Linked DNA regions of Homo sapiens: region 1 is linked to region 2. Evidence: read pairs that join two places in POLR2A ChIA-PET (ENCODE). Cell type or tissue: OCI-LY7. All regions are shown on one strand.

Region 1 (8,000 bases), 110 kb before region 2:
TGATTGCTGCTTTGCCTCTGCTGTCCATTACGGTAGCTATGCCCACCTTACTTTTGATGGTTGAGTGCTGCCACTTGGCCCCTGCCACCTTGGGATCTAATCATTCCCATTGCATTTAAATTTTGTAGTTGAGTGACTGTGGTTCCCACTGTTAGATCTGACATACAGAAAAAAGCAATTACAAAGATGCAGGTGCTGCCTTTACAAATCTATTTCACAAAGCATTAGTCAAGGGTATATCTTCTGGATTCTCCCAGCTGGAATGAGTAGGTCCAAAATGACTAATCCACTCTACCATCCCAATCTCCCTAAGCCTTTGGATCCACATTAAACCAAGGGAGATGAGGCATTTCCAGTTCACTCACAGTGGGCCACCTTTTAATCCATATTTCAGCTAACCAAGCAAATAAAGCAAATAAAAACAGTGAAGAACCTTTTTTAACTCCCTGAGCTGCAACATTAAATTAAATGCAGAATCCCTATTTAGTGGGCCCAAATCAAGAAATTCAGCCTGATTCAACTCTATGTTCCTTCCACCATTATCCTACACCCTTAATATCCATTCCCATGACTATTCTCCAGATTTCTGCTTATATACATTTGAAAATTCAAGCAGTTCTTTTCGAGTGTAGCATGTGTCACACTCCGAACCTCACCTCTAGCAGCCCGCCAGGACTTTAGTCTAGTTATAGGTCTAGAAGCAAACAGGGATGTTGGGGTTGGCTCCTGAGGAGAATCAGCATTATCTTGCCTGGCAGCTGCCTCAGGCGCCTCAGGCAGTGCAGGGTTTATCCCCTCAGACAAAGGTGGAAAGGCTGACCGCAGCGTGGGTCGGGGAGGAGACGTTGCCACTACTGGGGATGGGGAACCTGTTTCTTCTGGCAAAAAAGGTTTATCAGCATTTACAAGCTCAGTGTCCCTAGCTTCAGCAGGGTCCTCCCACACTTCCCCATTCTTTTCCAATCAATGCCCTCACTTTAATAAGTAGACACCTAGCGAGGTGTCTGTGCATGCACCTTCATTGCAGGTCAGCCACTTGCATGAGAAGAGCTTGTGTCTGTTTTTCCACAATTTCAGCTCTTTCTCTACAGGAGATAAGACTCACTCATGATAATCTTAGCAGATTTGAGGCTCAGTATCTGCTTCTGAAGCCGGAAGTTAGAATCCCTGAGTTCATCATTTTCTTTCATCACTTTGTCCGGTGAACTTAGAAGCAACCAATCAGCTTCATTATGTTCCTTGGTTCTCCACATATAGTCAGAGGTATTCAGTCTAGAGTCACTGAACTCCCCTCTCAGGAGCGCTGAATCAGGAGTGTCAAATGCATTTATTGTGCATAACTCTCCAAATAGCTCATGCCAAGGACTCCCAGTGTTCTCCATACTATTAGAAGTAGAGTCCTTAGCATTTTGGGATCTAATCATATTAAGCAGCCAACTCCAGAAACCCTAAAACCAATGAAAGAACTCCATCCTTAATATTGTGTTCCTCTAGAACCACTCCTGGTACCAAAATCTGTATTCGTCGGGGTTCTCTAGAGCAACAGAACTAATAGGATATATATATATAGGGGAGTTTATTAAGGAGTGTTAAACTCACACAATCACAAGGTCCCACAGTAGGCTGTCTGCAAGCCGAGGAGCAAGGAAGCCAGTCCGAGTCCCAAAGCTAAAGAACTTGAAGTCTGATGTTCGAGGGCAGGAAGCATCCAGCATGGGACAAAGATGTAGGTTGAGAGGCTAAGGCAGTCTCGCCTTCTCACATTTTTCTTCCTGCTTTATATCCTAGCTGCTATGGCAGCTGATTAGATGGTGCCCACCAAGACCCAGCCCACTGACTCAAATGTTAATCTCCTTTGGCAGCACCTTCACAGACACACCCAGGATCAATACTTTGCATTCTTCAATCCAGTCAAGCTGACACTCAGTATTAACCATCACAGGCCAGGAGTTCTAGATCAGCCTGGACAACATAGCGAGAACCCATCTCTACAAAAAATAAATAGAAAATTAACCAGGTGTGGTCACGTGCACCTGTGGTCCTGGCTGTGGCCTGGGAGGCTTAGATGGGAAGATCGCTTGAGTCCAGGAGTTTGAGGCTGCAGTAAGCCATGATGGCGCCACTGCACTCCAGCCTGGGCAACACAGCGAGACCCCAACTCTAAAAACATAAAACAGACATTTGAACAAGAAAGTAAAAGCAAACAACGTGATATTCCAAATGAGCTCACTAGTGGGAAGTACCTGCAATGTGGACAGCTGGGTAGGATCAGTCCTCCCGGGCTGTTTGACCCTTTACTCCTGTGTCCTTGCCCCCATTGGCCTCCCCTTTATGCATGTGTCTTGCTGGTGCTCCCCTGACTGTGCTAGAGGTTTCTCGCCCCCACTCCCACAGCTCTCAGAACTGGAGCTGTTGGGGCGGTGCGATTTTCTACCTAGTTCACCTTTTTTTTGAGTCATGGCCTCCCTTTGTTGCCCAGGCTGGAGTGCAGTGGCGTAATCTTGGCTCACTGCAGCCTCAACCTCCCGGCCTCAAGGGATCCTCCCATCTCAGCCTCCCGAGTAGCTGGGACTATAGGCACATGCCACCATGGTTAATTTTAAAAATTTTTTGTAGAGACGGGATCTCACTATATTGCCCAGGCTGGTCTCAAACTCCCAAGCAATCCTCCCTCCTTGGCCTCCCAAAGAGCTGGGATTACAGGCGTGCACCATCATGCCCGCCCACCATTTCTTCACTGGTTCCCATTTAGGATGTTTCCACTTCTGCTACTATAAATAACACAGGTTTCTGGTGCCTAAAGCGTTTCTCATGTCTTGGGATATTTCCTCAGGCTTTCAGAAGTTATGTCCCCGATGGGGCATGGCTGGTCCATGGTGCTGACCATGCTCGTGTGGCCCAGGCTTTTTTTTTTTTTTTTTTTTTTAACGTGGCTCCACTGGCAGCCTTGCCATGACCGAGGGGCCTTGCAGAGACTTGGGTGGGCTCCGCTGGCAGGGAAGGGTGGGGTAGATGTGGGATCAGGCTGGTGGGTTCTGGAGTGAAGAACAAGTGGGCTAGATCAGTGGTCCCAGACCCTCTGAGGAGCCAGGTCCTCTGTTGTCCCAGCCAGCTGTTCATGGCTGACTGCCCGCTGGGGAGAGGGGACATCCTAAGTGGGGATGGGGATGGAAGAAGGAGCGATCTGGACACTAAGACAGACCATGTATCTGGGTCTGGGTCATGTATCACCTGTTGCAGTCTTGGTGTGACCCCCGCCTCCAGGGAGCCTTCCTGGACTTCACAGCCAGACAGTGCACCTGCCCCATGTTCATCAACCCCCAGACTCCTTGGGAACCTTGATCGTCCTGTCGTCTCAGCTGCCAGCTCACTCCAGGGCCTCCGGAGGCACATGGCAGGGGTGTCTTATGTGTTGTTTGAATAAATATGCCAATAGCCACAGAGGGGCATTTTCAAAGAACAAATGTGCACAGAAACCTTAGATGCCAGTTTACCTCCACCAACATAGCTTCATGTACTTATTTTTAAATTTTTGGTAGAAAGTATCCAACTTTCCTTGGCAGACACCCAATTTCTCTAGCTAAGCACGCAGCAAGTCTCCTCTGAAGCAGCTTATCTGCAGAAGCTATTTACCAAGAGCATATCCAGGGTGCCTGGTAAGGCCTTGACCTCTAACGGAGATGGAGCAGGGATAAGGATATAAAAAAAGAGGTATTCTCCCCTCTCACCCCCACCTGTGTGGTGATAGAAGGCGCAGGCTTTGGGGAAAGGTGGTTTGACACCCAGCCCAGGTACTTCCCAGCTGTGCGAGCCTGGGCAGGGCCCTTACCCTCTCTGAGCCTTCTTCCTCATCTGTGAAATGTGGCCAATCATGCCTCTGAAGGCAAATGGGAGGTTGACAGAAGAAAATGCTGGGGATGGCCGGGCGCGGTGGCTCATGCCTGTAATCCCAACACTTTGGGAGGCTGAGGCGGGCAGATCACCGAGGTCGGGAGTTTGAGACCAGCCTGACCAACATGGAGAAACCCAGTCACTACTAAAAATACACAATTAGCCGGGCATGGTGGCGCATGCCTGTAATCCCAGGCTGAGGTAGGAGAATCGCTTGAACCCGGGCGGCGGAGGTTGCAGTGAGCCGAGATCACACCATTGCACTCCAGCCTGGGCAACAAGAGCAAAACTTCCTCTCAAAAAAAAAAAAAAAAAAGAAAGAAAGAGAGAGAGAAAAAAAAAGAAAAGAAAAGAAAGAAAAATGCATGCCGGGGAGGGCCCAGCCAGCATCTGGCCAGTGCTCAGTGAACATTAGCTCCGGGCATGGTCACCAGCTTTAGAGCCAGAAGGGAATCTGCAGAGTGACATAAACAATGCCCTGAGACCCTGGCCCGGAGCAGAATGGGGCACAGAATAACCTTGCCGTGACCTCTGCACGGAATTTCCCCAGGCCCGTGCTGGGCCATACAAGGTGTCTTCATTAGGAGGTACTCGGATCCAGCCCATCCTGCGGGTAAAGCCTTCTACTTTTCATTTGTGGGTGTGAGAGCCAGGACTGTCTGTCTGCCCATTTTCTTAAATAGAGAGTCCTCAAATGCTTTAGACCGCTTTACCAAACTGTCTTCGGCTAAATAAAGCTGCGATTATGAGGTCTAAACATCCTAAAGGCCAGTGGAAGAAAACCCGGCTTATTCTCCAGCCAGCTCCCGCTCTCAGTGAGGGCAAGCCTGAATAGCCTCATTGACGGGAAGAACAGACACGCGCCTGGGCAGCCTCTGCAAACCCGGTGTCTTCCTGAAGCTTCCACCCATAGCTTTTGCTACCAGAGGTGCTTTCAGAGTTCCCTCTTTGAATGTCTTTAAGCTCTGTTGCTGGACATATGCTCTTTTCTTTAGGTGACAGGATTCTCTGGGGGTTTTGGTAGTTCATGCATTTGTGAATTTTGTTGAGCAGCTGCTGTGTGCTGGGTGCCAGGTGTGAGGCAGGCTGGCCCCTGGCCTCTGGAGGTTCGCAGCTGGTGGATGAGGCAGGTGGTGGGGAAATGACAGTTGCGAGCAAGCTGCTGGGGAACAGTGCAGGGTGACCCGTGAGCACATCCAAGATTAGAATTGGAGCTCAGAATGGCTTCCCACCTTCTGACTTAAACCCGTCCCTTCCCCTTGTGGGACAGGACCAGCCTGGGGTGGTGGTTGTAGGGTAGTGAAATTGGCCAGTGAAGCAGCTATGGAGAACCCCAGCCCAGGAAGGCGTCAGGGAGTCAGGCATTTGCCCCTCGTTTGGCTGTTTGGTATTGTGTGGACACAAAATACTTGCTGTGTCCTTTAGCAAAGAAAGCTCATGTATTTTAAGAAGTGGAGCTAAGACTTAGGGATTGAGGAACACCTGATGAAACTTGGATTTTTTTTTTTTTTTTTGAGACAGAGTTTCGCTCTGTCGCCCAGGCTGGAGTGCAGTGGCACGATCTCCACTCACTGCAACCTCCACCTCCCAGGTTCAAGCAATTCTTCTGCCTCAGCCCCCCAAGTAGCTGGGACTACAGGCACCCGCCATCATGCCCAGCTAATTTTTGTATTTTTAGTAGAGACAGGGTTTCACCCTCTTGGCCAGGCTGGTCTCAAACTCCTGACCTCATGCAATCCACCCGCCTCGGCTTCCCAAAGTGCTGGGATTACAGGTATGAGCCACCACACCTGGCCCTGAAACTTGGATTTTAATCCAAAACCACAAAGAGACCTGCGAGCGTGCTCTAGTTATTCTCCTTGAAATTGTTTTCACCCAAATACATCTGTTGCCTTTTTTGCTTGGGGAGCTTGGAGGCCACAGGTTTCCAACTCTGGTCCAAAGACTTCTGTTGGGGCATAGGAGGAGCATGCCATAAGTAAAGGTATTAAGTGTCCCCAGCAGATATGCTCGTGAATTTGTCTTTGATCAGGCCGCTCAGGCAAATGAAAATAGCAGTGTCTTTGCTTTAGCTGGAATTTACAAATTGGTATCCTGGTGGCCTGATTGCAGATTCTGGTGAGCAGTTTGTAGTTGTCTTTCAGGATGAAAACTGGAAGATAAGCTAACTCAGGTTTATTAAGTGCAATGTGTTTGGTTAATTAAAATGTTTTAAAACATGGGTCATGGTCATAGTTGGAGAAATAATAATATACCATGTCCTTGAATAAGGAAAAGATTGTTCTTTCGGATAGTTGGATAGTTCTACATGTTGAGTCTGACATTATTGGACAGTAAAACTCCAGTACAGAAGCAACAATTGAGCTGGTTAAGTGACCCTGACTGGCAGGAGGAGAGAAGGGATGGAAGTGGGCTGGTGTGAGGTGCAGTTGGGGTCTAGGAGCACTGAGGCTGGCCTTGTGCACCGTGATGTGTGCATGATGAGGAAGACCCCTTCCCCAGTGAAAACCCAGGGACAGGGGACTTCCAGCAAGTCCACTATGGCTTTGGGCCAGTGGCCGAGGCAGTTTTGTTTTTTGGTTTTTTTTTTTGAGATGGAGTTTCGCTCTTGTCACACAGGCTGGACTGCAATGGCACAATCTCGGCTCACTGCAACCTCCACCTACCGGCTTCAAGCGATTCTCCTGCCTCAGCACCCCCCAAGTAGCTGGGATGACAGGCGTCCGCCACCATGCCCAGCTAATTTTTGTATTTTTAGTAGAGACGGGGTTTCGCCATGTTAGCCAGGCTGGTGTCAAACTCCTGACCTCAGGTGATCCGCCCACCTCAGCCTCCCAAAGTGCTGGGATTACAGGCATGAGCCACCGCACCCGGCCTGAGGCAGCTTCTTGAAGTTGCTTCGTGGGGGCAGAGGGTCAGGTGGAGGAGGAGATGGGACAAGAAACCATTATGATAACCCAGGTGTGGGCGTGGGGCCTGCTAACCTCTGGGCAGCCTGGCTGATCTTGGGTCCAAAGCAAACACAGTGAGCGGAGAGCGTCCCCGTCTCATCTGGGCTGGTAGAATTCCACCTGGCCAGGTCTGTTCTGAAATGTAACTTTCTCTTTGCCGCTGAAATGATTCTTTGTAAAACCAAACCTCAAACACGTTTAGTTTTCAAATTGCTTTTTTTTCCCCAAAGTGCGTTTTTGTTGAATCCCAGTGTGTTATTTTTTTTCCTCCCTCTCCAATGTTAAGAAGAAACCTACACTCCAAAACCTGAAACGGACGAGATGAATGAGGTGGAAACGGCTCCCATTCCTGAAGAAAACCATGTTTGGCTCCAACCGAGGGTGATGAGACCCACCAAGCCCAAGAAAACCTCTGCGGTCAACTACATGAGTGAGTCTAGGCCGTCCTCCGCCCCTCCTGCCCTCCCAGCCACCTCCAAAGGGGACGGGGTGGGTGGAGGAGGGGAGCTAGTGGATTTAGGTCTGCAAATCCACAGGCAGTGGCAAACAGGGTGCGGCGAAGCTCATGGAGGCACAACCATAAGACGTTTTTCAAAAACGATATTTTTAAGTCATTTCAAAAGCGAGCATTATAGGACTTGTGCTTGGGTGGCATTTTCCCCACACCCAGGCAGGTATTTTAAGGTTAGACCTTCCCTTGTCCTTTCAAAAGGGACCTGGGCTGAAGTTGGGTTCCTCTGGGAAGCGCTGGCCCTGCAGAGGGCAGGCAGCGTCCAGCCTGGCTCTGGAAGGTTCCACTCCTTTCTCACCAGGTCCTGGGTCTGGACTCAGTTGGCGCATCCATGAAGTAGGGGATAGAGATGCCACATCAAGGTTGCCCGGAGGATGAGCTGCAGCAACACGGGTCACCCAGTGCCAGCTGAGGTCTCCCTGTACATTGAGATCATTGCAGAGTTGCCTACAACTCTTTTTTGAGATGGAGTTTCGCTCTTGTCACCCAGGTTGGAGTCCAGTGGCATGATCTCGGCTCACTGCAACCTTTGCCTTCCGGGTTCAAGCAATTCTCCTGCCTCAGCCCCCTGAGTAGCTGGGACTACAGGTGCCCACCACTATGCCCAGCTAATTTTTGTATTTTTAGTAGAGAAAGGGAGATGTTTC
Region 2 (8,000 bases):
TAATCCCAGCACTTTGGGAGGCCGAGGTGGGCGGATCACTTGAGGTCAGGAGTTCGAGACCAGCCTGGGCAACATAGCGAAACCCTGTCTCTTCCAAAAATACAAAAAAGTTATCTGGACGTGGTGACAAGGGCCTGTAGTCCCAGTGACTCAGGAGGCTGAGGAACAAGAATTGCTTGAGTCCAGGAGGTGGAGGTTGCAGTGAGCTGAGATCACGCTGCTGTACTCCAGTCTGGGCTGAGATCCAGCCTGGGTGACAGAGCAAGAACCTATCTCAAAAAAGAAAAAAAAAAAAAAAGCTAGGTCACACAGCACAGGGGCCAGGAGAGTGTGGGCTCTCCATGGCTGCTCTGGGAGCCAGAAGATGGTGGGGTGGTGTCTCCAACAGGCTGAGTGAAAAGTACTTAGCTACGCCATCAACCAAAGGTGAGGCAGAATAAGGTATTTTTAGGTGAGCCAAAATACCGGAAACTTGAAGAATAAGGCACCCCTTCTCCAGCAACTCTCAGGGAGCGGTTATACCACTGGAAGGATCTGGAAGGTGTAGACCCTGGGACCCAGAAGATTGAACCCACCAACCCTGCAGAAGCCAGGCCCTCTCAGCAGGGAATGGGGGAGATGGTGCAGATGCTGCCCGTGGCAGAGGCTGGCTGGGGTGCAGGCACTCAGCGACAGCTGGAACAGGCACACGAGGCAGCTTCACCTCTGTAAAAGCAAAAAGTTGGACCAAAAAATCAGAGGCCCCTATCTGGTTTAGCAGCAAAGTATTCAGTCATCACAACTAAACTTGATCATGTACGAAACGTGGGACGCACATATATTCGGTGAATGGGGAGGGGAGAGCAGGCAGGAAACCCGGAGTTCTCTGGACTGCAGATGTGCTGTGCCTAGAACTTTCTTCGGAAACTTGCTGGCCCTTTTGGGAAGCCGCCTGCATGGGCCTGTCGGGCCTGACCGCTGAGCTACTCGCTCTCTTAGAGCTCAGAGATTGGCTCAGCTTTCAGCGCCCAGAACCAGCCACACGGAAAACCAATTTTCCCTTGGCGTCTTCAGGTTGTCTTGGCTAAAATTAGCAGCTGGATGAGGGGCATTGCGGTTTTAAACAGGCTCCTCAGGAGATGCTGTAGGGCGCTTGTGCTTTTTTTTATGGGCACCCTGCTTTTTGTGTGCGGCTCCCAGGCTACCCTTCAAGCTATTTTCCCCTGCTTCCATACCCAAGCCAAGTTCATGTACAATAGAAGATAGGATTTAGCCACCTTCCTATTTGGAGGATATTTTTGTTTTGTTTTAATGCAAGCGTCATCCTTCTATACAATGAGCCTACATAACAATCTAATATAAGGAATACAAATAATATTGCAGCAAAATTCGGCAGAGCCACAAACACAAGCTGGAGGGCTGCTGCCCATGCAGCCGCCCGGCTCAGGTGTGCGCCTCCGTGTTCGAGTCTCCTTCTCATTTCCGCGTGTCTGGAATGCCACCAGGAGCCCCAAGGCACAGCACGTGCGAGGCAGGGCTGCGGCACACACTGACCATCTGGCCTCTGAAAGGTAAGCGAGGCAGGGCTGCGGCACACACTGACCATCTGGCCTCTGGAAGGTAAGTGGGCATTTTGGTTCCCTCAGTGCAAATGTTAGACAAATTTGTTGAATGAATTAAAATCAAATTGTAGGTACTTGAGATTCTGAACTGTGGAGATTTTGAAACATTGTTTTTATTTCAACGTGCACTAAAAAAAGGACTAAGTAAAACGATGGGAGTCGAATTAAACATTCAACAAGCAACAGTACTCACTGGGCAACATTTGTGAGTCGCGCTTGAGTGCCCAGGTCACTTGTCATGGGCACAAAAGCATTTAGAGTTTCTGGAAACTGTTTGGGAGTGACCTTAACAGCCTGGGGCTGGGCCCACGAAGCACGGAAAGGCACCCCCTGAAAACACCACCATCCAGGAAGAACGGGCGCTTTGGAAGCCATTTGAGAACTGTTAATTGATTACTTTATTTCATATAAAAGTTACATTGAAAGAAGAGGTTGAAAAGTCAAGTATACTTGATTTGCACACACTTGCCAAGTCTCACAGGATTCAACCACTTGGATAATTGTTTTATTGATAACAGGATATACATATTAAAAGCCTCACACTGAAGCCCACACGCATGTCCAACCCAGACAACAATGTGCAAATGAATATGCAGAACAATCTCGGAAACTGGCGTCTCCAGGATCACCCACACTTTGTCCCTCTGGCTGTGACGCAGCTCTTCCCCCAACGGCGCACACGCTTCTGCGGTGACCAAGTCCACTTCCAAACCCCCTGCAGGTTTGCTCGCTTGGCTAGGACGGTGGCTCAGGTAGGTCCCTTTGTGGTTTTGCATCAGCAGTGGTAGAAGCCCTGATTCGGATGGGGTACAGAGTAATTAAAAACAAAAAACAGTTCACAGATGAACAGAAAGGCAAAACAATTCCCAGGAGGGAGACGCCAACTTCTCTTAGTGTGGAGGGCAAGCATAAAGGAAGACCCTCAGACTTTGTCACAGATTGCTTCTTGATGCGTCCGGCAAAAAATGTACAAACCAGGCAAGTTTAAGGCAAGGCCCCACGAGGGGAGCTGTTGGCTTTCTGGCATAATTTTAAGCTCCGCACCAAGGATCCTATTTTATCACCTGTGCCGTGGGTGGAGAAGAAAACGTAAAAGCTAACCAAAAACTCCAACAAGAGGGCGCCATCCTGGCCATTCCCGACTGGAGCGCTGCCTGCGGTGGCACAGTCGCCCCTGCCAGGGGCTGGCTGCCTCATGGTCCCCTCCCCTTCCCAGAGGTGCCCAATGGCTGGGCCCTGCCTCTCCAGTAAGGATGCCTCCCCTGCCCCACACACAGCATCGGGCTGCCCCAAGTATCAAGTCACCGAGCCGCAGCTCTGCTCTTACCTAGGTGCCATTTATACACTGCTAATTTGGCTGGAACAAAAAAAAAAAATCAGTTCCAAGGCCCTCAAGCACTCAAGATTTCTTTAAAAAATGAAAGCAGGAGGGCAACGAAGGGCCGCACAGGAACGGCTGTTCTTTGGATCGAGATGTCCTCCAACAGCAATACATTCATAGTAACCACGGGCAGGACCCCGCGGCTCTCTCCCCTCTTCCCTGAAACGTCGGTTTCTAAAAAATAGCTTGTTTGCTGTACACAGCCGGTAAATGTTACATTGCCTAAACAACACTGGCAATTTTGACACACATGCACACACGCGCGCACACGCACAGACACGCACACACACAGACTTGCTGAGAGGGTCAAAGGATGTCTCTTCCGGGGCAGCGGGGAGTGTGCCGGAAGCCACCTTCACTGTTCAGTGCACAGATCTTTTGCAACTTCAGTGCAAAGCATCGGAGCTAATCGAGACCAAAACGTCTTTCTATGTAAACGCCCTGCTGTGATCCGGGGAGTGCACTGCTGAGTGGCGGGGTCAGCAGGAGCCCCCTGAAATGACTGCTTGGAGAATCCCTGTTCACTGGATTCACTGTTTTTCTTCATGATTGGAAACAGCAGCTCAGGACCCAGGATTTGAATAACCCATGTAATAACCCGAAGTATTCTCCACAGAAGCCCCAGCTCTGCAGGAGGCCACGGCGTTTGGCTTCTTCGTGTGGCCACACACCTTTCCGTTGTTGTACAGGTGGGGACTGAGAGCCTCTTCCTCTGCCATCTGTGACTATAAATATATAAAACTCTGCTTGCTGCAAGCAATTGGTTTGTGTAGGTTCCAGTTGCCCTGTTGGTCACAGATGAGCTGTTGATATCCTTCAGACCCCAAATAAATAACTGGAAGTCTGTGAGCAAGTTTCAGTCTGATGAGCCACGCCTCACACTGAGAACTCCGGGCCACCTTTTCTGGGTCTCGTGGGCAGTCGCCTAAATCGGAAGCCCACAAAGGGATTCATCCAGAGGAGTGAGGGGGGCCCCCCAAAGACGGACTTCATCCCTTCCCATCGCAGCCTCCGCTCCCATGTGGGCTTCTCACTTTTCAATCGCTCGATCTCCTGGAAGCAGAAAGAAAAGCAAGTGGCAGCGGCTCCAGGAAGCTCGGCAGACCCCACCAAGCCTCAGAATCACACCGTGCTCAAGCACAGTGTGGGCTCGATGGAGGGTAGGTGAGTGAACTCTCCTTCCCAGCTCTGCCCCGATCCAGACCCCGTGGCCTCTGTGAGCCCAGCCCGGCTGCAGCCACGTGGCCAGCCCAGACTACCACAATGGCCCTCCCAGCCAGGCACCAACATTTGTCGCTCGTTAGTTACTGTGTACAGACATTTACTGAGCGCCACTCCAGGCCTGCAGAGCCAGGCCCTAAAGGCAGTCAGTTCCCTGAAATTTACTGACTGCACTGGGAGCTGGGAATCTGCCTGGCTCTGCTGACTTGCAAATCAAACTGAGACTAGAAATATGCACTGCCCAGAATGAAAGAAACAGCAAACACAGGGAGCTGGTTGCAGCTCATCAAGACCGTCCCATTACGTTCCCGAGTCAGTCCACAGGCACCTATTGTTGACATTAGGACTTTTCATTTACTCAAGCTTGGACCACATATGAAGTCCACACAGCCGAGAACAAAGCTTACCGTCTCGTCGTTGCATATGGAGTGGATTTGGGTGCCAAACATAACTGCAGTGAAAGTGAAAAACAGAAGACCCTCAAGGCACAGGAAGATCAACAGGATTACAGTTATCGGAGGTGAAAAATCACTGCATTCTGCGGACAAGAGGAAGTTGGTTATAACTGGTCCTGAATACCCCGAGTGGCAGAATGTTTGGCTCAGAGAAGAATCCTCTAGGGCCAGCCCCTGGCCAGCTTCCAGGGGGAAGTTGTTCACTTTCTAAATGGGCACATTCATTGTTCTCCAAGGAGCAGAGGAGGGCCACCCTTCCAAGCAAAAATTCATACCATGACTTCCTGGCCAGTGGTTTCAAAAGAGTCTGTATTTTCTGAGGTTTCTATTGACACTGTATTTATGAATTAAATGGCAAATGAAGCCAGACCAGAAGAGTTGTGTGCACCCATACCAGTGAGCAGTGCTCACAGGAGTCTGTTCACCATGTTCCCCTGGGGTGGGATGAGCCTGTCCAGACCTCACTGCATATCTAAGGTAGGATAACGAGCACCTATTTTCACTACACTTGCTTAGGGTCGGTCACTCACGTAAGCAACGTGAAGCCTGCTTTGAACAATGGCGAGCTAGCTGACCAGCAGACAGACACAAGCTTTTGGGGCAACAATATACTAGTAAAATGGTGGTGTTAAAACTTAACTAAATTCTTTAAAATTCAATTGCTAAAATAATTGCAATGATTTCCTTCAAAATTGGAAAACTGGTTCTTCCTTTAAAGCTTTCCCCTTTCATCCAATAACAGCATGCAAAGCCAGGAATGACACATAGCCAGGGAACTTACCAGTCCACTGCCCTCGGACACAGGAGATGAACTGAAATCCACAAAGGATCAGAGCATGGACTGAAGACAGAGCTATATACATCTAGAATGAGGGGGAGATTGGTTAGTCACTTTTATTTTTTATTTTTTTTAGAAACAGAGTCTCCCTCTGTTGTCCAGGCTGGAATGCAGCGGCGTAGTCTCAGCTCACTGCAACCTCCGCCTGCCAGACTCAAGCGATTCTCCTGCCTCAGCCTCTCAAGTAGCTGAGACTACAAGCACCATGCCCGGCTAACTGTTTTGCATTTTTAGTAGAGATGGGGTTTCACCATGTTGGCCAGGCTGGTCTGTAACTGCTGACCTCTAGTGATCCACCCAGCCAGTTAGTAACTTAAACAAGTCTTTCTAAGAGCAAAGGCTGATGACACATCATGTGTATACCTCCATCTTGTCAGAGAAAAAAATGAGGGAAGGATTAAATGGCAGCAGTTGACATTTTCCTACCCAAGATCATATTAGACCAAGTAGAATAATTTTATAGAAAAATATAGCTGGGCATGGTGGCTCACGCCTGTAATCCCAGCACTTTGGGAGGCCAAGACGGGCAGATGGCTTGAGCTCAGGAGTTTAAGACCAGCCTGGGCAACACAGCAAAACCCCGTCTATAAAAAAATAAACGGCCGGGCACGGTGGCTCACGACTGTAATCCTAGCACTTTGGGAGGCCGAGGTGGGCGGATCGCCTGAGGTCGGGAGTTCAAGACCAGCCCAACCAATATGGAGAAACCCCATCTCTACGAAAAATACAAAATTAGCCAGGCGTGGTGGTACATGCCTGTAATCTCAGCTACTTGGGAGGCTGAAGCAAGAGAATCACTTGAACTTGGGAGGCGGAGGTTGCAGTGAGCTGAGATCACACCACTGCACTCCAGCCTGGGCAACAAGAGCAAAACTCCATCTCAAAAAAAAAAAAAAGAAAAAAAGAAAAGAAAAAGGAAATAAACTCTAACATACTTTAGGAAGATTCCTGTTATTATTAATAAACAATAGCGATTGAGGACATCTGGGAGAGAATTAAATTACAGTGAACACCTAAAATAATACAAGCAACATATTACTTATTGGGACTACTTCCTGCCAATGACAGCACAGTATTATAATTTGAATCCTGGAGAAAAGGCTGGAGAGAAACTGGCCTGACGTTAGTAGATTTCTCTGCTCCAGGCAAGAAGCAGTTAAAGAATTTCAAATTCAATGTAAATTCAATACAAAAATATTTTTACTTACAGTGAAGAGCACAAAAAATCTTTGATTCTTTTCTCCTACACAATTGTTCACCCACGGGCAGTGATGATCCATTTTCCGAATACATCTTTTGCAAATACTGAAAAGGAGAGTTTGATTTTTCAGTATTCCATGCTCTGAGGAAACCAGAGTAACACAACCAAATAAAATCAAAGGTGGAGGAAAATTAGAATGTATATTCTAATACAACATGTCAAAAAATATCATACATTCTCACTATATTCCTTTAAGGTTTATCATTTTAATTAAATGTCTTCCGTTTCCTAAGGAAAATACTCAATGGACCAACAGCTTGGGGCGAAAGGTCAAACTAAGCCATACTTCACGAGTTCTCAGACACTCCCCCAGTAGAGCTGGATCATGTACACCTATCAGTAATGTTCCTAATTTTGCAAGCTTACAAGTCTATTTCAATAAAAAACAAAAACTGAAATTTTACCCTCAAGGAGAAACATTCTTTGTATCTTCAAATAATTCCTACCACTGAATCCATATTCACTGATGAATATGCAGTATGGATTGCATATTCATCTTGAATCATCAACTACACACCCAGGCATGAAGTCGTCTTGTTTTTAACAGCTGTATTTTACTTTTGCCCAAAACACTCTGTATGTCCAATTTTAAATAACTAATTTGATTATCGATTACTTTTTAGTCCAAGCTTGCACCATTTAATTACATCAAGCAGACATCGATGGCAGCAGGTTCGCTGCAGGCAGACTTGCTATCATAGCGTCACCTTTTTTTTTTTTTTTTTTTTTTTGAGATGGAGTCTTGCTCTGTCGCCCAGGCTGGAGTGCAGTGGCGCAATCTCAATCTCAGCTCCCTGCAAGCTCTGCCTCCCGGGTTCACGCCATTCTCCTGCCTCAGCCTCCCGAGTAGCTGGGACTACAGGCACCAGTCACCATGCCCGGCTAATTTTTTTTTTCTATTTTTAGTAGAGATGGGGGTTTCATCGTGTTAGCTAGGATGGTCTCGATCTCCTGACCTCGTGATCCGCCCACCCCGGCCTCCCAAAGTGCTGGGATTACAGGCGTGAGCCACCGCACCCGCCCATAGCGTCACCTTCTTCTTATTCATTGACCTTGGCTCCCTGCCCGACCTCCACAGCACCTGACTTCCAAAACATTCCCATTTTATCTTCAACAGATTTATTGAAGTATAATTTATATACCATAGGTCAGGCGAGGTGGCTCATGCCTGTAATCCCAGCACTTTGGCAGGCCGAGGCAGGTGGATCACCTGAAGTCAGGAGTTCGAGACCAGCCTGGCCAA

What was found. Peaks named below come from ENCODE experiments on the same cell type or tissue, not always from the same donor. Only the 100,000 strongest peaks of a DNase experiment are listed, where the experiment ranks them.
Region 1: POLR2A ChIA-PET joins it to region 2 with 8 read pairs; 3 of 35 experiments call an interaction of 5 or more read pairs at or near these places.

The regions. Positions count from the first base shown.
Region 1 is chr16:84,859,769-84,867,768 of GRCh38, forward strand. It overlaps CRISPLD2 (cysteine rich secretory protein LCCL domain containing 2), which reads left to right. Exons shown (of 15, transcript NM_031476.4): 7 at 7,129-7,272. Among named protein-coding and RNA genes, the nearest start is that of CRISPLD2, 44 kb to the left of the region's middle. In OCI-LY7, no CTCF peak of the experiment used is centred here; a DNase peak (open chromatin) is centred at 4,953; H3K27ac peaks cover 1,507 bases.
Region 2 is chr16:84,972,485-84,980,484 of GRCh38, forward strand. ZDHHC7 (zDHHC palmitoyltransferase 7) reads right to left here. Exons shown (of 8, transcript NM_017740.3): 5 at 6,705-6,801; 6 at 5,440-5,521; 7 at 4,611-4,741; 8 at 1,691-4,035. The coding sequence ends at 3,859. Among named protein-coding and RNA genes, the nearest start is that of ZDHHC7, 35 kb to the right of the region's middle. RefSeq lists an enhancer at 3,847-5,046. In OCI-LY7, no CTCF peak of the experiment used is centred here; no DNase peak of the experiment used is centred here.